Regions from separate parts of the Mus musculus genome. Here all the other regions are linked to region 1. A link is a loop called in an ENCODE intact Hi-C map of the cell type or tissue named here. Cell type or tissue: left cerebral cortex. All regions are shown on one strand.

Region 1 (8,000 bases):
ATCTATCTATCTATCTATCTATCTATCTAGATATCTATGCTGAGAAGCAGAGCCAAGGTCTCACTTAGGCACATGCTACATAACTAAGCTGTATGGCCAAGCTTCCATACAATTTTAATACTATTTATTATAACAGCTAATTGTTTTATCAAGGTATTTCATTTTCTTTCTTTCTTTTTTTTTTTTTTTTTTTTTTTTTTTGGTTTTTCGAGACAGGGTTCCTCACTGGAACTCACTCTGTAGACCAGACTGGCCTCGAACTCAGAAATCTGCCTGCCTCTGACTCCCAAGTGCTGGGATTAAAGGTGTGCGCCACCACTCCTGGCAAGGTATTTCATTTTCATGTCACTGAAGAGAGGCTGGCATGAATGATATATTCTTGGTTTGCATATTTTACTTTTCCTGCAGTACTGGAGATACACTTAGGGTTTTGTGTACTCTAGGCAAGAATTCTTCTAAGCTATGCCCATAACCAAATCTGCACAGTTTTTTTGAAAGCAGTCTTTAGAAAATTCCATATGTACTGGCTAGAAAGTGAATCAGACAAAGGGTGTAAAGGAAGAAAATGACACTCCTGGAATGGACTGGACAACGGGCACATGTGGTTTTATTTTACAACACTGATTATGAAAGGGAGCAAAGGCCAAAATTATATCCGGCCTGCCTCCAGGCGGTCTGTACTGCTCAGCCAGCCAAGCCAGGCAGTCGCCAGGGCCCTAGTCGGTCACTCCCTTTGCTCCAGCAGTATTTCAAGGAATCTGTGAGGCTCTTGCCTGATTGCCCAATCCTGTGATTTCACTCCTCCCCAGAGAAAGAAACTGCTGAGAATAGACAAACCCCTGAGACCTTTAAAGGCAATAATCTCCTTTCACTTTTGCAAGTAAGTCCATGGTTCAGGAGTCCATTCATTGTAAAAACAAAACAAAACAAAACAAAACAAACAAACAAAACCAAAAACCAAAAACCAACCAAACAAACAAAAAAAACCCTGAGCTGTAAAGCTGTAAGGGAGTGTAGCTCACTGGGTAGAGTGCTTGCCCTGCCAGCCCAAGGCCAATGTTCAATGCATTGCAAAAAAAAAAAAAAATTAAATAACTTTTAAAAAGACTTTTCAGTAAGTAGCCTTACTGTAGATATGAAGGTCAGGGGGTAACAAGCACTTGAGCATATGGGTGAAAGCATCCTGTTTGCCAATTAGACAATTGGCCATAGAAATTATAATCCTACTTCAGCTCCATGTCTTTCTTGAGTCATGTCACATTCCATCTGTCTTTCCATCAGGAAAATTGGAAAGCAATTTTGTGCTTGCATGCATACGTGTGTGTGTGTGTGTGTGTGTGTGTGTGTGTGTGTGTGTGAAGGTAAATTTTATATTAGTAGATCAAATGATTGATTAGTTGGTTGGTTGGGACAAGGTCTTGCTAAGTACTCCAGGCTAATTCCGAACTGGCAATCTTTGTGATTCTCCTATCTCAGCCTTTCGAGTACTGGGTGGAATATAGGCATATCCCAGCATATTCAGCTTATTTCTTAAGTGGGGCTACAGTTCTTTCCAGAGTTTCTAGAACCAGACAGATTGAAGAGAATGTGCTTCTCGTGATGAAATAATTGCTACAACTACATACCAGGGATTCCTCTCAAGCTACAAAGATCAAGGCCCATTATTTTGACCTCTCCCATGTCAGGTATTGCACTAAGCACAGTTTACATGAATTCAGCTCACTGACCCTGCTACGTAGGTGGAATTATTTGCTCCATTTCACAGTTGATAAAACTGAGTTGTAGCAAGGTAAAGGAATGTGCTCAGCACTATCTGGCTTATCAGAAGAATTCTAGGAGAACTTCAAGGTGACCTGTCAGCCATGAGCCATAAAACTTATTGCAAAGTGAAGCCTGCAAGGCGTGATGGTAGGCCTGTAATTCTTGAATTTAAGAGACTGGTGGATCTTGAGTTCAAGGCCAGTCTAGGCTACCTATGGTGAGCCTGTCAAAATAAAATAACAATGAAAGCCACCAGATAGTTTTAGTATCCACCAACAAAGTCCTTTGGACAGATACCAAAAAGAAATTTGCATTATAAAAAGCACTGCTTACAGAGACCACTCTCAGCACGTGGGTGGTTTTCTATTTTAGCCAAAGTTAGGAATCATCAGTGCACAAAATACTCAAACCTAAAGCTCTGAATTTAAGCTTTATTTTATTCAAATTTTTTCAGCTCTTCCAAAATTGGCTTGCCTTTAAAAATTATTTCTTTGTGTGTGTGTGTGTGTGTGTGTGTGTGAGAGAGAGAGTGAGAGAGAGCAAGTCCCCAGGCTGGAACACACCCCCTGAGCCCTAGGCTTGCCTTTTAAATGAAGGGTCTAAGCCTATGCTGGTAAGGACCTCTTGCGGGATAGCAGCCTGCGGCTAGGGTGATTAACCTACTGGGTGAGGCCCCAGTTAACAAATACAAACCCAGGAGCAAATGACATTGGGAGCCCTTCACTTTTAGCCAGGGTGGCACTCAAAAAAAAAAATGTGGAGGCTTCGACTTTGGACTATTTGCTCTTGATTGTAGCTCTTCTTTTTTGAAACATGTATTTCTTTATCTTGTATGTGGGATGCCCGAATGCCACTGTGTACCCGCAGAAAGCAGGGAACAACTTGTAGGAGTCAGTCAGCAAGTATCCACAGAGCCATCTCATCAGCACCAGACTTTACCTTGGATGGAGAGATAGTACGTACTTAACCCTCTGTTCTGTGACTTGTGCACATGCTATGGGCCCATGCACAGGTCTTTAAGTTCGGCTCAAACCACACCTCCTCTCCAACTTGCCTATACTCCGCTAGCCACTAGAGTACTCCATTTCTGTCAGCTCCATAAGGGCAGGGATTTTATGTGTTTTCATTCACAGCTGTGTCCTCAGTGCCTGGGCAGAACAGTACATAGCAAGTAATAGATACTTAAGAAACATTTGTTCAGCTAATTATTTTAATTGTTTCATTGTATGGCAACTGAGTATCTCCTTGTTTGTCTCCATTAGGTGTTCTGTCTTGTTTTTCTTTATATTCCTAACACTGTACCCATATAGTAGATGTGAGCTTAGATGGATACAATAGGAGTTTGGTCAGAGGCACCGTTTCTTTTGCTTTGTTACATTTTGCAAGAGGCAAAATGAGAGGCTCATCTGAGAGGCAGGGGCATGAAACACTCCCCTCCCCGTACCTTGTGGACTCCAGATGACTCCACTTCAAATGCTTTTACCACTCTTTGAACATATGCTGGCCACTCCTTCATGAACTTCTAACACAGGGCCCTCCATATAGTACTTGATGGGCATCTGGCTGTGCTGGCTACAGTAATGAACACTGGCTATCACACAAGATGATTCAAGCCACTCCAAGAGGAGAGGAGCAATCACATTATTGGAGCACCTGAGGACACTGTCATTAGAGCTGTACCAACTGCACTTCCATGTGACTAACTAGGGCTTATTAGACCTGGCATGCCCCTAGGCCTGAGCCTAAAGTGCCCTACTCTTGAGCCCATTCAAAGAAGGCAGATGAAAACTTAAGAGGCTCCGACTGGCTTAAAAAGCCAGTGCACTCTGTTTCTCTTGTATGCTCTTTGCCATTTCTTCAGCTTTTGCTGTAGGGTGGACCTTCCTCTAATTGAATGTGGCTTCTCCTATTTAATTCCCCCCACAAAAAGTCTTAAAATACAGGTGCTGTAATCACCATTTCCCAGATTGGGAAACTGAGGCAGCCAGTAAGAAATAAATAAATATATATCCCTTGAACCACCTGCCCAGGGATGTCACCACCCACATTGGGCTAGGTCCTTCCACATCAATCATTAATTTTAAAAATGCCCCACAGGAGGCTGGGCAAGACACTCAACTCTCAGCACTTCCGTTTGTTCTCTTATAAAATGGCCTGGGAAACGCCACCTGTCTAGCGCTGTGGTGAGGATTAAAAGAGTTAGTATTTTACCCGAAGCCTGGTTAAAAACAAAACAAAAGAAAAACAAAACAAACAAACAAAACCCGAAGTGCTTCAGTGTCTGTTCGGTAGCCACCCATCTGTCTTTTTCAGATGGCGGGCCTTTGCCTGGGAAAGTTGGCCCGGCGCTTTCTGTATGGTGGCAGACACAATCGCCGTTCGGAGGGTGGCGAGGAGTTGAAGGAAACGCCCCTGCTCGCCACGCCTAAAACCAAGGACAAATAGGGGAGAAGGCTGGGAAAAGGCTGGGAACGCCCCGAGCGGAAATCGCAAATGCGATGGGCGTAATGGGGGCTGGAAGGCGCCTTGTGTCCGACTGGACAAAAGGGAAGCAGAGGAAGCGGCTGCGGCACAGCGTGGTGCACCCGTAGAAGCGCCGGCAGCGGAGTACCCGTCACTTCCGTCTCCCTTTGGCCACCCGGCCGATTTCTAGCCGCCCTTCCTGAAATTACCTACAGAGGGCGCGCTTTTTCACGCAGCCGGTTCACCACACAGGCTGCCTGCCAATGATTGCAGTCCGCCCCACCTCCTCCAAGAAGCCTTCCCAACACCGCTCCAGCCTATTCGCTTGCTGGCTTGAACCCTCAGAAACGTCATCAGCAGTACATAATATAGAATTTGGGCATGTGCTGGCTGGTCGGCTAAGTGTGTGGGATGTGTTAGGCAAGTCTTAGCTCCTTGACAATAGCATACCTAGTATTTCCTTCAATGGCATATGTTCAAAAAAATGTTTGACGGGCCTCGACTTGCTGTAGAAGTTCCTGAAGGAGACTTTCAGGGTCCCAATGACATAACGCCTTGAGATAGATGATAAGACTCTTCACTGACTAGATGGGGTCAGTGTAACCCACGTCAGAGCACAGTGGCTTGTGCAAAGCAAAGCCATGTGCCCGGGGGTGGGGGGGTGGGGGTGGTGGCATTCATTGATTTAAAAAAAGGAAAAAAGATTTCTCAGCCCCAGCTTTAACGTAGAACCCCTGATAAACATGACTCTTGTCCTCTGGAAGACAGCCCAGGGAAAATGACAACAGCACAAGATGGAGTCTCATGCACACTAAGTTGTGTGACCCGGGGCACATCATGTCCCTTCTCTGAACCTCATCTTCTGCCTCTGTATCTTCGAGTCTGTCATGGGAGGGGGTGCTGATCAAAGAACACAGTAGTCAGATCATTCTTTCACTCACCTGATGAGAATATATTCAGGAAATCATTTGAATTGTAATTTTTAAGTTGAAAGATGAAATAGAAACGGCTTTTGTGACAATCATGACTAAAACAGCCCTTTCTTTGTTAACTGGAAGAGCATCTACAAAGGTTTGCCACCTTTGGTTTGCCACTGTTGAAATCCATGAGAAACACTCAGTAAATGCTGCCTGGGTCTAAACAAAAGATCCATATATAGATGGGAGAGTTATGGATACAGAATACCAAATGTGTGCTAAATGCATTATTCTGACTCTTGAGTTCCCCAGGGAATTGTTCGATGACTTCAGAGAGGAGAAGGATGATTGTGGCCAGGGGTCAAGAGAGACCCCACCATGGAGGCAAGATTTGAGGTGGGCCCTGGTAATTTTGGCACAGGACCATGAAGAAGATAGTGGGAGAACTGAAGGCACAACAGGGGTTAGGGTGCAGAGGCGGGATGGTACAAAGGGAAATCACAAGTGCCACTAGACACAATCTCTAATTGTGTAAAAGACTGCCCTGCGTGGGCTCTCAGTATCTGTTTCTGTAATCAAGGAAAAGGGGAGGAAGGAAAGGAAGAAGGGAGGAGCATGTTATTTAGCTAATTGAAACCTAAACTTCCTACAAATGGGAGGAGTTGGGACAAATAGACCAGCAGAAACTGGAGGAACAGAGCTGTGGGAGCAAAAAATAGCCTCTCCCATGAGGTTAGATGCTCTAAAAGGGGAGACCAGAGACACGCCTGGTTTGTTCATCCCTATAATTTTAGCATAAAGAACAGTGACCAGCACCAGAGACAGGGAGAAGAAGGTAGAAGGCAGGGCTATTTGGTAAAAAGGTTAATGGAACAAAGACAAGAGGGTAGTGGGGGTGAATATGATTGAAATACATTACACTATGTATGAAAATTTCATAATGAAATCTGTTACTATGTATATAATTCATATGTGCTAATAATTTAAAAAAATTTTTTTGTTGTTTTTTAAAGACAGGGTTTCTCTGTGTAGCCCTGGCTGTCCTGGAACTCCCTCTGTAGACCAGGCTGGCAGCCTCCCAAGTGCTGGGATTAAAGGCATGCGCCACCACTGCCCGGCCACTAATAATAATAATAATAATAATAAAAAGACCAACCAGTAGCCAGCACACAGAGAAAGTTCCAGAAAAATTATCTGATGGAGGGAGTGTGGTAATGGTGGAAAAGGCAAAGAGTGTGGAGGGTTTAAGTCCTCATTCTTATTCATTGCCTGGGTGCCCTCCAGCAAGCTGCTTAGTGTCTCTAAGACTCATTTTCCTCTCTAAGACAGTAGACACCAGTTTTAGTTTGATTTCTCTCTCTCTGTATCTCTCTCTCTCTTAAAAGATTTGTTTATTTATGTATTTAATGTATATGAGCGCACTGTAGCTGTACAGATGGTCGTGAGCCTTCCTGTCGTTGTTGGGAATTGAATTTTGAGGACCTTCACTAGCTCCAGTTAAACGCCCCCCTCTCGCTCCAGTTGGCCCCACTCGCTCAGTCCCTGCTTGGTCTAGCCCAAAGACTTATATATTATTATACATAAGTACACTTGTAGCTGTTTCCAGACACCACAGAAGATGGCATCAGATCTCATTATGGATGGTTGTGAGCCACCATGTGGTTGCTGGGATTTGAACTCAGGACCTTCGGAAGAGCAGTCAGTGCTCTTACCTGCTGCTGAGCCATCTCACCAGCCCCTAGTTTGCTTTCTCTTGCTGTGTTAAAGACCATGATTAAAAACAGCTAGAGAGGAAAATGTTTATTTGGCTCATACATCCCTTTCACAGGCCATCTCTGAGGGCACCCAACGCAGAAACTCAAGCGTGACAGGAACCTGGAGGCAGAAATCTAAGCCCTGAGTATGAAGAAATGTTGCTTGTTGGCTTGCTCTCCATGGCTCTCTCTCAGCTTATTTTTTCATACAACACAGGCCCACCAGTCTAGGGGTGGGACTGTCCATAGAGGGCTGAGCCCTCCTGCCATCAATCAAGAAAACGTCCCCACCAACTTGCCCACAGGCCAATTTGCTGTGGGCATTTTCTCGATGGAGGTTCCTACTTTCCAGATGACTCCAGCTTATGTGAGTCAACAAAAACAACAAACACAACAAAAACACAAAAAGCACAACAGCCATTGTGATCACACCTTTTTTACTGGGGCACATTCCTGCGCAGTGCTTTGTACACAGCAGGCAGCCAGATAGTATGTATTTATTGTCTGACAGGTAGGTTGGGACTTGTAGGCAGTGCAAGCTTGACATGGAAGTAGAGAATCAGATGACGAACATGTGTATCTTATCATAAGAAATGGAAGTCCAGGGATAAGGTTGGTCCGACAGTCAGGGTATTTGCTCTAGGCTGAGATGGTGGCCATAGGATTAGCAAGAAAGGGATGGCAGGAAAGAGGGAATCTTTCCTCTCTTGTTTGGTTGGTTTTGTGTTTTTAAGACCATGACTGAAAATTAGGAAAGGGGCCAGAATGCTACCAGCACCTGCCAAGTGTGGTGTTGCACCAGAGTCAAGTGTTGAGTGCCAGCTACAACACCCTCGTCATGGACTAAAGAAACCGGAGACATTTGTAAGGTACTCCTGATCAGTGGGGGCAGAATGGCCAATCCCCAGGCTGCACTGCACGATTGTCAGCAAAGATGCTGGGTAATGTCAGACACTGCAGATATTTCCTCTCCCTTTCCTTAAAGAGTCAGGAAAGCATCGTCCACAAGGGGGCAGGTGATGGCTGGCCAAATCCAGTCTTAGCAGCAATTCATTTTTTTTGTTTTGTTTTGTTTTGTTTTGTTTTTAATGTTGAAATGTTCCTG
Region 2 (8,000 bases), 280 kb after region 1:
TTAAGTTGTGGTGACCCCCCCCCCATGAAATTTTTCACTGCTTCATAATTTTGCTGTTGTGATTTGTAAAGTTTTCCAATGGCCTTAGGTAACCCCTGTGAAACAGGATCAGCCCCTAGGTTGTGAACCACTGCTACAGGGCTAGGGGTGCAGTCCAGTTGCTGTGAGTGCTGGCCTACATGAGGCCCTGAGCTCAATCTATAACACAAGGGATTAGAACAAGCCACTTTGTTGGGCGGTGGTGGTGCACACCTTTAATCCCAGCACTTGGGAGGCAGAGGCAGGCAGAGTTTGAAGCCAGCATGGTCTACAGAGTGAGTTCCAGGACAGCCAGGGTTACAGAGAAACCCCGTCTTGGAAAAAAAAAAACAAAAACAAAAAGCCACTATGCAAAAGTGGGGGATTGCTTTCACTGAGATAGCTGTTGGTAAAGCCCTTGCCATAAACACCTGGAACACATGTAAAAACAGAGGACTCCAGTTGTCCTGACCTCTACACTAACACTGTGGCTTAAACATGTGGACTCAATCTTAAGGTTTAAAACAAAAACTATGAGTATTAGGATCCAAAAACCAGGACTTCTGCAAGAATACCAAGTACCCTTATCTGCTGAGTAATCTCTAGCTCCTAGGAAACAATATTTTACCCCACAGAAGAAGCCTTATCGGGTCTTATAAGGGCAATTCAGTACTTTATAAACCAGAAAAGCATTTTGAAAGGTTCTATATTTTATTACTGGACAAACATCCTAATTCAAGACACGAAGAGTCTCCAGGTTTAAATGTTGAAATCCATCTGGTAGGACTGATTGATGACAATTCAGTATAAATCCTCAGTCTTGCCATTGTGTGAATCCTTACAGACCCAGCTTCGTTCTCCTCCAGTGTCTTCTCTTAGAGTTGTACCTGTACAAAGAGAAGCCACCAGTTACAAGGTGGGTTGGTCACAACAAACCTGCTCCTCTAGCAGAGTCAGACTTTCAGAGGAACAAGAGAATTTATTTAAAGCGCTTGCTAGAGCATAAAAGGACTTACAGTAAGTAGCAGAGCTAAGCTAACCAGTCTCTGAACTGTTCATGTCAAGGTGTCACGATTTTTACCCCAAAAGCAAAAATCAGAAACAACCAACATGGCTTTTCTTTCAGCAGGATAATGGCAGTACTCCCACAAAATGAAGCACTGTAATTGCTACCTGCTTTTCTTTCAAAGTTACCTATAAAGGTGGCACACACCTGTAACCTCAGCACTTACTTGGAAGGTTGGAGCAGATTAGCCAGCCTGGGCTAAACAAGACTGTTTCAAAAAGCAAAAGACTACCCGGTAAAGCATCTAAGGTCCGCTGCCTAGTGCTTCAAAGCTTTCCTTAGCACTCTATGGGGGTGGGGGGGAACCAAAGTTTGAAAGTCTAGTCCTGACTGCAAGTAAAGTCTCTAAATACATGTACCATACCAGAAGACAGAAGATAGTAATTAACTCGAATGTAAGGCTAGAGTGGGTTGTTGATATCAAGCTTAAGTGGCTAAATTAAGAACAAGGAGGCTCACTTTTTGCCCCAGCAGAGCCACACCCAGATTTTTACTAATCCCAAAACTGGGCAATGCTTATCTTTAATCCCAGCATGTTGGGAAAAACCAATTCCCACCAACTGTCCTCTGACCACATGTGGGCCTGCATCCCCCACACCACAGAAAGAACTCAGAAAGGCGCTTCCCTTGCCTGGGGGAGACCCTGGGTTCGATCCCTTCCACCTCTCTCAAAGACCCAGCTGGTCCTGAGCTCAACTCTGGTTGCAGGAAAGAACACTCCTGCCAGAATAGTCAAATCCCTTGAAGCCTTCCTAGGGAAATTAGGAAGCATTTATAAAAGGTTTGTGGAGGGATTTCGGGGGCTAAGTAAGCTAGTCACTACCAAGGAGCCTCATGACCTGAGCTAGAGCCCCAAGACCCATTTGATGAATGGAGAAGTGTTTCCTCCCAGTTCTCAACCCCGTGCTCCCAACCCAAACAAAAGGAAAAACATTTCAAAAGGGAGTCCCCAGCACACTAATTGACTGGGGTGGACCGTACTTTGCAACTGTGTATCTCCATGCCCAAAGTTACTTAAAACATAACGATTTCCAAGCCGGACAAGAGAAGGCTTACCTGATTTTGTTACCAGTTTTCATCCGGATCCACTGAGGAATAGGGCGATTTTGCTTTTGTTTCTTGGCCAGGAATCGCTTGATTCGGAAAGTCTTGTGAGAAGACTACGAGGAGATGCAACCAGCTTAGTGACACCACAGCCTAGTCTCTTGATTCAGTCACAAATTCCAACAAACTAACATCAGGCCTGCAGAACATACACCCAGGAAAAGCTCCCCGACCTCGAACCACCAAGTCCTTTATCCTCATCACTTCTCTGGAGGAAGAGTTAATGGCTTAAACATGGCTCATAATCAGCACCAAGTTTCTAAGCCCAGGTCCTGTCTGACCTATAAACTGGCTGTCTGCTGGGCTCCAGCGATGAAACACGGAATAGCTGGAGTAGGAGAGGAAACGGACTTACTGGAACAAGGATGGCTTGAGGTTAGGCAAACCCTGGCCAGTTTTAAGTCAATGACACTAGGTACTGTACTCTGTAAGTCTTATCTACCTCCAAGTGACATTGCTGGCTAACCTAAGATTACGGAGCCCTAGACACTCCGTAGGCAAACACCATTACATAAAAAAATGCAACGAAGGCCAAGCGCACTCGTCCCCCTAGACCAGTTGGAGGTTTTATTTAACAAATTCAGATACTAAACCCACTTTGTACCTAGACGCCCATAAGCATAATCTTGCCAGTAGGCAATGACTGATGCGCTGTTAGCAGACGCCTCCAAGGAGTGACGCGCTAACTTCTGAAGGGATCTCAAAGTTCTGTTAACCCTTACTGTGGACATCTCGCTGTGCAAATGGCGATTCATGCTCTTCGATCAGGGACAATCTAAGAGTGGTCCCAAGCCTCTCGTTCTGCCCCCCCCCCATCATGAAGATCACCGTCAGCCCCAGGCTATATGAAACAAGAATACTTTGCACCCCTTGCCAGGCTGCAGGAAGAGCGTTCTCATCCTGCAAGGGTAAATGGACTTGATAATTTCATGCCGCGCCCACAGGCCGATAGGTGTCCCAGCTCCAAAAACGAACACTAAAACCCTGAAAAATACACCCAGCCCTCAATGCTGCGCATGTCTGCCACAAAGGCACAGCGGTCTGTGGCCTCAGGAAAGCCGCTGAGGGACGGATGGCGGCCGATAGTCTTACCATGGCGAGAAGCCGAATCAAGAATAGCGCGCACGATGGCGGAGGAATGGAGAAGAGAAAGGCCGGGACCGGAAGAACGCGATTAGAAGAAGTCGCTAGAGGCGGAGCTTAGGGGGGGATGGATGACTCGCAGCGTCCTCCCTAGCTCCACCCCTGCGCTCCCATGGGGCCGTGGGAACCCAAACCGGTTTATAGAGAACGTAATTCCGAGGCCTCCGCGTCCATGCCTGTTCCTGCAGGTGATCATCATTGTGCTGAGGGCCACAGCCTTGGTGGCCATGGTAGGTGGCCTTTGAGAAGTAACCAAGTAAACCCTTAGCAAACACCTGGAAACGGAGTAGGCGGGACCAACTCTGAGGAGGGCGGGAAAAGGCCTACATCACTTCCAGAGCTGCAACTCCCCCCGCTTCTGCGAGAGGGGCGGGGCTTAGGGTTGGCGATGCACCCTGGAAGGGAGGAAGATGGGGCTGCAGACATCTTTTAATGACTAACTTCACTATTATAGAGAATCCAAGTTCCATTCACAGCACCCATATCAGGCAGCTTACAACCCTCCAGCTCTAGGGGGTAACATGTCTCTGACTTCCAGGGGCACCTACACTTATGATTTACAGGTACACGTCCCCATGTAAACACACACGGACCCATTATCAATAGTACCTAAAAATACTTGATTAAAAGGGAGGCGGAGCTAGAGAGATGGCTCAGCGGTTACGAGCACCATCTGCTCTTCCCGAGGTCCTGAGTTCAGTTCCCAGCAACCACATGGTGGTTCACAACCATCTGTAGTGAATAACTACAGTGTGCTCATATAAATAAAATAAATATGTAAATCTTAAGAAAAAAAAAAGGCGCCGGAAAGTGGTGGTGCACGCCTTTAATCCCAGCACTTGGGAGGCAGACAGACCTCTGAGTTTGAGACCATCCTGGTTTACTCACACGAGTTCCAGGACAGCCAAAGATACACAGAGAAACTCTGTCTCCGGTGGGGTAAAAATCCCATATACCAGGGCCAGGGGAATCGTTAGTAGATAAAAGCACCAGTTACGCAATCCTGCCAACTTATAGTTCAAGTCCCAAAAAGTGAAGATACAGGGCGTGGTGGCCTACACTTTTAATCTTAGCACTTGAAGCAGAAGGATCAATATCTCTGAGCTCAAGGCCAGCCTAGTCTATATACTGAGCTTCCAGCCAGTCAGGATTACTACATATAGACCCTGTCGCTAAATAAATAAATAAATAAATAAGTACTCCTATGTATCTGCAACCCTAAGATTCCTACCGCACAATAGAAGGTGGAGACAGGAGAGAAAGTCCTGGAAGATTGAGGGCCAGCTAGCCTGGAGTATTTAACACAGCAACAGAAACAAGGCAAACCCTGTCTCAAAAAGGTGGAAGGTAAGAACTACTTCTCTTTGACATCTGCTCAACTGCTGTGTAAATAAAACAGAAAGTCAGGTATAGTTGTGTACCCCTATGAGGTCCCTATGAGGCAGACGCCAGAAGATCATAAATTGTGAGCTAGCCTAGGTTATATATTGAGACCTTACTTCTAAAAGGTAAACTATAGAAAGAGCACATCATAGAACAACAAGAAGCTGAAAACTAAAGATAATACCTGTGGATATCATAAAAAGTTAAAGATTCCTTTTATCAGTGCCAACTTATTCTCAGAACTACCTTGTGTATGTCGTTCCGGGGGAGGGGATGAGATTGTGATGTGAAAGGCTGAGGACCACGTGAGTCCCCAAGCAGCCTGCCTCTTCTTCCCTTCCTCACAGATACCTAACACACACTGCACTCAGCTCTGGACTTTCTCCTGATTTCCATAGCTTCACTTCTCCCAGCAGAGCAGCTAGTTCCTCATGGCTACAAGCAACCTGAGAGCTCCTGTGGTGGCCAGTGCTGTATGAGTGGTGCCCAGTGCCGCCGTAGGATCAGTGCTCAGTAAAGGATCAGACCCATGGCCATCCTGATTACTATGATGATGGCCCTACACCACCATTCCCAGTTTAGATTCTAAGCCTTTATTTTTTTTAATGTGCTTCTAGCTGGGCAGTGGTGGCGCATGCCTTTAATCCCAGCATTTGGGAGGCAGAGGCAGGCAGATTTCTGAGTTCAAGGCCAGCCTGGTCTACAGAGTAAGTTCCAGGAAAGCCAAGGCTGTTGAACTCAGAAATTCCAGAGGCTGAAGCAGGAAATCCTGTTATTCAAACAGCCAAGACTACAGAATGAGACTCTGTGTACATACATACCATACATACATACATACATACATACATCTCTATCTCTTTCTTTTTTATTTATTTATTTATTTATTTATTTATTTATTTATTTATTTGGTTTTTCGAGACAGGGTTTCTCTATATAGCCCTGGCTGTCCTGGAGCTCACTTTGTAGACCAGGCTGGCCTCGAACTCAGAAATCCGCCTGCCTCTGCCTCCCGAGTGCTGGGATTAAAGGCGTGTGCCACCACGCCTGGCTCTCTATCTCTTTCTTTTCTTTTTTCTTTTTCGTTTTGGTTTGTTTTTCGAGACAGTGTTTCTCTGTGTAGCCCTGGCTGTCCTGCCATAAAAAATCTAAATCTGGCCCGGTGTGGTGGTGCAAGCCTTTAATCCCAGCACTTGGGAGGCAGAGGCAGGCAGATTTCTGAGTTCGAGGACAGCCTGGTCTACAAAGTGAGTTCCAGGACAGCTGGGGTTATTAAGAGAAACCCTGTCTCAAACAACAACAACAACAAAACAAAAAAAAATCTGTGCCTGAAGAAACAAATGTAATGAACACCACCCCCCCCCGCCCCCATGATTTATAATCTTAGTTCAGTGTGTGTCTCTGTGTATGTATGTGTGTGTTGCTAGGGATGGAACCCAGGGTTGTATACATGTAATAAAAAGCACTCTACCATTGAGACGCACACCCAGCTCCTATGAGTTTATTCTAAGTTGTTGATTTGGTTTTTGTCTTACAATGTAGTTCTGGTGGACTTCAAACTCACTATATATAGCCCAAGTTGGCCTTAAACTTACAGTTATCCTCCTGCATCAGCCTCTTGAGTACCAAGCATTATAGACAATAATCTACCATGCCTGGCTCCTATAGGTTTATTATAAATAATATGAAGTTATGATTTATAGCAGCAGAGGTAGAACATGGTGCACACACCTTTAATCAGTGGTCAGGAGGCAGATCTATGTGAGTGAGGCCAGCCTGGTCTACAGAGTGAGTTCCAGGACAGCCAGGGCTAATCAGAGAAACCCTGTCTCAAAAAAACAAATATATGTGTGTGTGTGTGTGTGTGTGTGTGTGTGTGTGTATACACACACGAAAACATTTAAAGGTGATAGAGGGCGACAGCAAGGGTACAAGCTGAGGTTTATGGGGAAAAGTGAGATGGCTCATTGACTAAACCTGACACGAGAACCAATCCCCAAAAGTTGTCCTCCAACCTCCACACATTGTCATGCGCACACAGCTCCATTAAATAAATATAATAAAAAGAATAAAATTAGGGCTAGAGAGGTTAAAAATTGGCACTACTATTTGGGAGAGGGTGGGGGTTGAGACAGAGCCTCCCTACATACTTCTGGATGTCTTAGAACTTGAGCTGGCCTTGAACTCACAGAGATCTACCTGCTCTGCCTCCTGAGTGCTGGGATTAAAGTGCCTGGCCTAAACTGGTCCCCTAATTCCACTCCCAACATCCACAATGAGTAGCTCACTGCTGCTCTACACTTCTGAGCACCTCTTTCTGACCTCCATAGCCACACACAGATACAAAATAACAATCATAAAGAGAAAGCAAAAGAAAGAAAAGGTAATTTTGTGAAAAAGGTATCAGTTCCCCAAAACAACTGCTTAGCAGGAGGGAGGGCCTCCTGCTAAGGTGTGGTGTCCATTCATAGATGGAGTTTAGGGATTTTCCTCAGCACCACTGGGCAGCTCACAGGAGACTCCCAAACCATTTTGTCTACTCACAGCCCTTCTCACATTGCACAGAGTTCTGATTAAATCCACTGGTAGTTCTGGCGGTCACTGATGGATCCTGAGTTACTCAAGGACAAGGGCTTGTCTTCTTTTCATCCTTGTCCCTAGGGACTGACACATACAGTGAACAGTAGACACTTGCTAATCGAATGAAGGAATGGAAGAAATCTAAAGGGGCAGGAAAGAGGGGTTGACTCAGAGCTAGGTAGGACAGGCAAGCACCAGAGGAAGATGCTGATAGGAAAACTGAGTTTACTCAGCTGCTAACAGGCCAGAAGGGGAGGCAGGCAGTGCTAGCTTCTTATTGATGGGTCCGGAGTAGCCTTTTTCCTAAGGCCAGCTCCCGTGACCTTTAGCTTGGCTTCTATTTTGACTGTCTTTGCAAAAATCCTATACTTATTCCCTCAGGTAGCCCTTCTCTTGAATGTCTTCTAAATAGACTTTAGTATTTCTTACATTAGAAATGGTCACTTCTCGCCGGGTGTGGTGGCGCACGCCTTTAATCCCAGCACTTGGGAGGCAGAGGCAGGTGGATTTCTGAGTTCGAGGCCAGCCTGGTCTACAAAGTGAGTTCCAGGACAGCCAGGGCTACACAGAAAAACCCTGTCTTGAAAAACCAAAAAAAAAAAAAAAAAAAAAAAAAAGAAAGAAATGGTCACTTCTCAAAACCTATCTGTTTCATTTCAAGGCCAGATTTCTCTAAAGTTATGTTAACTGAATCTATTCTCAACCTAAT
Region 3 (8,000 bases), 91 kb after region 1:
CTGCCTGCCTCTGCCTCCCGAGTGCTGGGATTAAAGGCGTGCGCCACCATGCCCGGCAATTTGGCATTTTCTAATTAAACTAAACATCAATTACCACATGAACTGTACTCTTGGGCATTTATCCTAAAGAAAAGAAAACTTACATTCATACAAAAACTTGTATATGAGTGCTCACAAGAGTCTTATAGGTCTAACTATAATCAGCCCAGATAGCTTTCAAAAGGTGAAAGGTTAAAACTCAGGTATAAACAGACAACAGAGAACTATATAGCAAGAAAAAGGACCAACCCAGTGATACATGTCACAGTGAGTGGGACTGTGCGGGTTTAGTTATTTTAAAAGAACAATAGGTGGGATCTTTGTGGTATTGGGCCTAGTAAAGGTCTTCTGTAAAAACATATTGCAATTGTAAATTGTAAACACCATGGTGCCTGCCTCATGTGGTGGTCAGAGAACAACCCTGGCGTCAGTTCTCTCCCTCCATCTTAATGTGAGTTCCAGATTATCAAAGTTAGGTCATCAGTCTTGTGTGGCAAACACTCTTTACCCACTGATCCATTTCATCTACTCCCCCCCCCCCCCCCCGCAACCACTATACATGAGGAAATACAAACAGCAAAACTAGAGGACTCTGAGTAAGGTCTGCTGATAATAACAATGCCATTATCCTAACTGTAGTATTTTATAATCATTGAGGGAGGGGTTGCACATGTGTCAATCACATTGTGCATAAGGAGGTCAGATAATCACTTAAGGGAATTGGGTTTCTCCTTCCACCATGTGAGACCTGGGGATCAGGCTTAGTGGCAAATGCCTGAAGCATCTTACTAGCCTTATGTTTCTTGGGTTTCTTTTCATTGTTTTCTTCTACCCACTTCATCTGTTTGCAGACAGGGTCTCACTATACAAGTCATATGTATCTCAGCCTCCTGAGTGCTGGTATTACAGGTGTGTACCACCACAACAGGCTAGATTGGCTTTTTGATAACATAATTTTGCTGCATGGCAATTAAAAAATGACCTCAAGTGAAGTTTTAGCACCTGCTAATCCTTCCTTTTTTTTTCTAACTGGTAGTATCTGGGAAGAAAGTCTGAAAATGAGTAACACACACGGCTTTTCATGAGTAGTGAAGTTAAAGATTAACATCTTCCCCATCCAGTACAGTAGGTTCCATACCCATCAGATAGATTTTCTTGTAGAGCATAAATCAAAACCTTGTAGACAGATTATGGGAAGCTAGCTATAACCTTCGTTTCTTACAGACAATTGCTATTACAGCTAGCATCAGTACTTGAATATGCAGAGTAATCCTATTTTTCTTTACTCTTATCTGGTCATCAGAAAAGGTATCTAAAGCATCAGACATTGTACCCATCACTTCCTCTTGGATGTGGGGAGTCCAATTTCCAAAGTACAGGATGAAAACAAAGACTATGAAATCAGGTGATGTTCACAGCTTAAAAACATTTTTTATTCATTACTATAAAAATTAGTTTATATACACTAATATATACTTATATATACTAACATATATTAATATATATACTAATATATATGTGTGTGTGTTTTATCTACATATATATTATACTATCTGCGTACCATGTATGTGCCTGGTATTCATAAAGATCAGAGAGGATGTCCAATGCTCTGGAACTGGAGTTACAGATAGTTTGTAGGCTGCTATATGGGTGATGGGAACTGAACCCAGGTCCTCTGAAAGAGCAGCCAGTGCTCTTAAGCACCGAGCCACATTTCTAGTCCAAAGTCCACAACTTTTAAAACCACTGATCTCACATTTGCAAAAATTGGTGGTACAACCAAGCCATTTGCCTTGGGTCCAGTCAAAATTCTCTAGACCTTCAATTAGAACCTGACTCTGAATGTGCAGTATAACTGAAAATGGTACACAGACCATAATGATGGCCATGAAGGGAATACCTAGGGCTCCCACCATTCACATTCACTTGTCTCACAAGTTTCTTCCAGCACCAGTAATTATTGTACCTATTTATTGCTCCCTATTCATTACAATTGCTGCAGAATTTGCCATCTTCCAGAGGCTATAAAAATAAACTCTTGCGTAGGCTGCCAACACAGTCAGACTCTGGCCTTTATTAGGAAGTAATGATACAAAAGAAGCCCAGCAAGCTTACATAAGAATGGAAAGACCATCATGTTATCTAATGTTTGACTAGTCAAAATACAATGCAGAAATTTTAGAGTCTTTAATAAGATCACTAGAATTCTAACCTAAAATTAAAATTGCTAAAATTACCTAAATATCTACCCACTGAAGGATAAAGGTCAAGTCATTGCTATCTCCCATAGTGATTTTTCATAATACATTAAAAACAATACCTTTAACTCCAAAGAAAACTAATGAAGAAAATTTTCACATCTCAGCTATGATAACTGCAGTATCATCTAAAGTGTTACTTTATATTCTTCTTGTTTATTTTCTATGCCCCCCCATTACTAACTAATAACCTGTTTTGAACTGTTATCTATTGTAAGAGTTTTCCTCATGCTACTACCACATCTATTCTATTTTGGTTTTGCCATGCTGAAAACTCAATTCACAGACTTGAGCATTCCAGGCAAAGATTCTACCACTGAGCTATATTCCACAGCCTACTACCATATGGGTTTTAGTGGTCACACAGTTCTGTATTATAGAATACGATGTAAAATATCACTAAGGCAGGTCTACTATCATTTTTAAATGCATGCACATTACACATTTATGTGTCCATTAGGTCACACATTTGGCTGTAAATACTTAAGGGAAAACCACAGAACTGTAACTGTAACAGAATGTAACAGTTTAAATCTGTTAAAGTTCTTTATGTAGTTTATAACGCACCAAGCTTCTAGAAAGCAGGGTGGTCTTCAACTCACCTACCATGTCTAGCACATGATTAAAAGATGGCTTATAATAGGCAACAGATTTTTCTTCATATATATCATAGTCTTGGTCACAAGACAAGTTACATCTATGTGCATGGCTACAAGAGAAACATAGATCATTATATACAATGGCATATGAAATTTAGTAAGTATTCAGTAATAGGTGGTTATAAATTCTTTACAAATACAGTAAACAGCTTTACTAAATTTTAAATCAAAACGCTGAGATTAGAAACTTAAAAGTCAGATGTAGTGGCACATGTCTTTTTAAAATTATTATTTTATGTATGAGTGTTTTGCCTGCATATTATGTCTGTGTATCACATTCATATCTGGTGCCCAAGGTGGTGAACCTCCATGTGGGTGCTGGGAATAAAATGTTTATCCTTTGTAACAACAACATGTGCCCTTAACTACTGAGCCAACTCTCTAGTTAACCCCAGGAGTCAAGAGGAGGCAGAGGCAGAGGCAGAGGCAGAGGCAGAGGCAGAGGCAGAGGCAGAGACAGAACTCTGGGAGCTGGAGGTCAGCCTGATCTACAGAATGAGTTCCAGAACAGCCAAGGCTACACAGTGGCACTCGGTTTCAAAAACAAACAAAGAAAAATAAAAATAAAGAGAGAGTAGAAAGAAAAAGAAACAAACAAAACAAAATACAAAAATACAAAATGATTCATTCAAAACTACTTACAAGATGCTTAATGGTCTAAGGTAATAATATACGTACAGATTGGAGGTGAATTTTTCAAAAGTCTCCCACTTCCTTAGCCTACGTGCAAAGTTATGTTTCACAACACACAAACACACACACACACACACAAAATCTAGCTTCCAAACTCTTAAGAATTATATTGACGAATAAAAACTCACTTAAAAAGAAAAAAAAAAGAATTATATTGACGAAAAGGAGTCAAAGTAGCTATGTTGGTTTTGTGTTATTTCTTTATTTTTTGGCTACCATCCTTGAGATTCTAGCTTCTACACTCAAGTCCTGCAAAACAAATACAGCAGCAAACACACTAGCTACAATCTGTAAGTAAACACTGCAGACACCCTAGGTATTCATATGTATAAAATTATTTACCTCTCATGTATGTAGTTGATCAGAAGACTATAATAAGTTTTCATTAGCCACAAGACTAATGTTTTGAAACTGTTTTAGAAATTTCTCAGAAAATTCTTCCCGTCCCAGACTCCTAAGGGATGGGATTCTGGGCATTAACCACATCATATCTAGCAAAACTTCTTGACAGGTTGCTTACTTTTATAAAACAGAAAAAGCGAAGGGAAAGTTTTCTGAGTTTCTTTGTTGCCAGGACAATGAGGAAAGAGTATTTAAAAGTAGACAGGAGGGTCGGGGACATAGCTCAATAGATAGAGTACTTGTCTAGCACTCCTGAAGCCCTAGGTTCAAGCATCAGATAAAGATGGACATGGTAGTGTACCCCATGATCTCAGCACTCAGGAGACGGGAGGCAGGAAAATCAGAACTTTCAGATCATCCTCAGCTACTCTCAACTTCAAGGACAGTCTGGGCTACATGAGACCCATCTTTTTAAAAAAGTAAATTAAAAACTATCACTTTGGGCTGGAAAGATGGCATAGAGGTTAAGAGCACTGGCTGCTCTTCTAGAAGTTCTGAGTTCAATCCCCAGCAACCACATGGTGGCTCACAACCATCTGTAATGGGATCTGGCGCCCTCTTCTGGCCTTTAGGCATACATGTAGGCAGAACACTGCATACATAATAAAAAGATTTATTTATTTATTTATTTATTTATTTATTTATTTTATGAGGACACTGTGGCCATCTTCAGACACACCAGAAGAGGGCATCAGATTTCATTATAGATGGTTGTGAGCCACCATGTGGTTGCTGGGAATTGAACTCAGACCTCTGGAAGAAGTCTACTGAGCCATTTCGCCAGCCCAATAAATAAATCTTTTTTTAAAAGATTGATTGATTGATTGATTGATTGATTATATATAAGTACACTGTAGCTGTCTTCAGACACGACAGAAGAGGGAGTCAGATCTCGTTATGGATGGTTGTGAGCCACCATGTGGTTGCTGGGATTTGAATTCAGGACCTTCGGAAGAGCAGTCGGGTGCTCTTACCCACTGAGCCATCTCACCAGCCCCCCAATAAATAAATCTTAAAAACAAAACTATCACTTTATTCTACTGGTCCTCAAATTAGCGATATCAGTATCTGGTAACCTAAGAGAAATAAAAGTTTTGAGGCCCTTCTCACATCTTCTGATTTGGAAGACTTAGAGCAGAGGCCCAGGAAACTGGTGCTTAGTAAACCTAACAGGTGATTACTATTGTTGTTAATTTTTAGACAGGGTATCCTTATATAGTTCAGGCAAGCTCTAAACTCACCACCCACTTGCTACAGTTTCAAGTCCTGAGTGCTAGGATGGAAGTCTTGGGCCACCATATGCAGTATCCAAAACAGGTGATTTGATGCATGTGTATGTGTAAACCCCACAATTATAGAGTCAAGAAGATATTCAAGGCTGGGGAGGTAGTTCAGTGCTTGCTACAGAAAAGTACCTAAGTTTAGTTTTAATCCCCAACACACATGTAAGACCAGAGCATGGTGACACACTACACAGTCTGCAACCCAAGTGCTGGTAGAGACGATGCAGGCAGATCTCAGAGGCTCAGAGGCCAGACAGTCTAACCTAACTGGTAAGCTTTAGATTAGAGTCTGTGAAGTTGTCTCAAACAATAGGTAGAGAGTGATAGAGATGCAGACCTCTGGCCTGGCCTTATAGTCAAGGAACTCACCCACATAAACATATTATTAAATATACAGAGAGAGAGACAGAGACACAAAGAGAGACATGCATGCATGAACACACATATGCGAGTGTGTGTGTGCGTGTGCGCACGAACAAACTCAAATTTGTTCCATGGAAATGGTTAGTATCACCAAAAGGAACAAAACATACTCTGAATCTCAATTTCAGATTTTCTCTTATCTCAGTTTCTACTCAAATGGAATCTCCTGAACAACAAGTTAATAATTTGAGTTTACAAAGGGCTGTATAACCATGTTTCTGCAATTTAGAAGAACAGTCTGTAACACAAAACAAGAACGCTGCCAACTTTGAGAATGTAGATTTTATGTACCCAAAGAGTGAGCTAACCAAGGATATCTAATGTGAGAACCACATGGAGTTGCAAACTGCCAAAGCTCTCTTGGGATCGTCCCATTCTCCTACGTCTAATGATCAAATATAATACAAAACATTGCTTTTTCAGTTCATCTATCTCATAATCTTATAGTAATTGTTGTAGTGATATAGGTAATACTGCAACACAACGACTATTCTAAACAAAGGATTTGCCAATATCCACCCATAACATCCTGGGTGCTTGAGCTTTAAGGCCAACTACTATTAGCTTGGTTTGTGTTCAGACCCTGGTTATGCATGAAGCTGCTGTTCTCAGGATGTAAGCCTGGCATTTAGAGATTTGACTTATGTCAGTTACTTGCTTTTGTTTCTGGTCCATCATTTCCACACATGGCAGCTGTATTTCAGTGGAAAGGGAATCAGACTGGAAACAATTGTGAGACCTTGCATAGTAACTTAACTTCTTGGCCTCCATTGACTTTGCTGTAAAAAGGAGATGCCTCCCTCCTAACCCCTAGGGTGGTTGTTATAAGATAAAAAGTGTTGAAAATACGCTATCTATTACAAAGGTATTTACATCTATCACTCCCCAGACATTTACTGAGCAGCTATTATGCTAAAGTAGAATAATGCGTAAGGTTTCTTCTAGGCCTTGAAGACAAAGGTATGAATATGAAAAACAGTAAAATCAACTCCCAGTTTTCCATTCCAGCGGGAAGGTAAGTTTAGTTATGAACACAAAGGACGGTTACTTTCCCCTATTAAAGATGTTTTAAGATTTCGATACTTTGTAGCTTCCTGTGGTATTAAGACCAAGGATTGTAAGATAAAGGTACCTTTTTACTGCAAGAATAACATTATTATGTAAATTAGATTTATCTGAGGACTAATTGCTGAGACTTTCCCAGTAGCAACCAGCTCCTCCAAGCAAATAGCCATTATCTCTAAAAGTAGAAATTATGTTAACTTAGAGAAGATAGAAAAATATAAAATTCTGTGATAGGGCAAAGCGAAGTTTCACACTGGCTGCCATGTTCAACAATTAAGGTAGGAGTACACAATTTCTTCTGCATTGTTTACAGTCATTCCTAGAACTGATCTGGCTGAACCAAATCTGATCATCTTCCAGAATTTCTCATTCTTCCTAATAAAAACAAACTGACTGCTAGACAGGAATATAAAGAATCTTTCCAGTCTACTGAAGTAATTAGTCTAGGATAAAGCCAAATTTGAGGTTCTGAAGGACAGCGGATCCAAACATCCTGTTTCAAAAAAAAAAAAAAAAAAACCTGCGTTGGAACCATACTGCAGTCTCCATAGAACGCAAAGTGCTTTCCAAGAGGCCTGTTCAGAAGCCACCAGGTTCTAGGAAAGGAGGAAACACAGAGAGAGAGAGACATACAGCCCTAAAACCTCACACAGAGGCCAAATGTTAATTCCTCCTATCCCATTTAAGGTGAAAAGATGGCAATCCATCTTTCCAGCAGATAGATCCATTTCTTTGTTTGAGTACATTATGCGCAAATCTACAAGCAAGTCTGACACTGCGGCTCAAAGACCCGACACATACCGCCTCCCCAGGAGAAGATGATAAGACCTGGCTGGGGGGCTGCAAGGAGAGGGGGTTGCTTTATTTCATGGAGGTAGAAGAAGAGAGTGGTCTGGAGACTAGGATTAGAACTGCGGAGTTCCTTGTCTTCCCCTCGGAAGCTCCATCAAATAGCCTCTGCAGATGTCGCATCCTTGGAAGCCCCTATGCGGGTCTGAGGTTCTGCTCTTTATCACCAATCGCAACGACTACCTCTCAATGACCCTCTTCCAGGATCTACTTTATCTCCATCTCTGGTCCTGGAGGGGCATCTCTGTGCCCTCATGGGCTGTCATGTCATCGCCTGCAACCGCGATCGCCCACCCCACCCCGCAACGACTAGTGAAGCGTCTCCATGT

What was found. Peaks named below come from ENCODE experiments on the same cell type or tissue, not always from the same donor. Only the 100,000 strongest peaks of a DNase experiment are listed, where the experiment ranks them.
Region 2: it touches region 1 in a loop (2.3-fold over the local background); 3 of 42 quality-filtered maps call a loop at or near these places.
Region 3: a loop joins it to region 1, with 4 times the contacts of the local background. A loop is called at or near these places in 2 of 42 quality-filtered maps.

Annotation. Positions count from the first base shown.
Region 1 is chrX:36,803,674-36,811,673 of GRCm38, forward strand. No RefSeq gene overlaps it. Among named protein-coding and RNA genes, the nearest start is that of Mdrl, 9.5 kb to the right of the region's middle. In left cerebral cortex, CTCF peaks have their summits at 4,440 and 7,899 (motif pointing right); DNase peaks (open chromatin) are centred at 2,130, 3,512, 4,389, 4,995 and 1 more place; H3K4me3 peaks cover 1,075 bases; H3K27ac peaks cover 756 bases.
Region 2 is chrX:37,081,845-37,089,844 of GRCm38, forward strand. Rpl39 (ribosomal protein L39) reads right to left here and starts at 3,378. Exons shown (of 3, transcript NM_026055.2): 1 at 3,281-3,378; 2 at 2,141-2,244; 3 at 674-905. The coding sequence starts at 3,283. The coding sequence ends at 857. Snora69 (small nucleolar RNA, H/ACA box 69) reads right to left here and starts at 1,189; the gene lies at 1,068-1,189. In left cerebral cortex, a CTCF peak has its summit at 3,151; DNase peaks (open chromatin) are centred at 2,857, 3,429 and 3,634; H3K4me3 peaks cover 2,666 bases; H3K27ac peaks cover 1,305 bases.
Region 3 is chrX:36,894,519-36,902,518 of GRCm38, forward strand. All of the region lies in intron 1 of Nkrf (NF-kappaB repressing factor), which reads right to left. Among named protein-coding and RNA genes, the nearest start is that of Nkrf, 4.9 kb to the right of the region's middle. In left cerebral cortex, a CTCF peak has its summit at 4,614 (motif pointing left); DNase peaks (open chromatin) are centred at 7,551, 7,759 and 7,979; H3K4me3 peaks cover 1,335 bases; H3K27ac peaks cover 760 bases.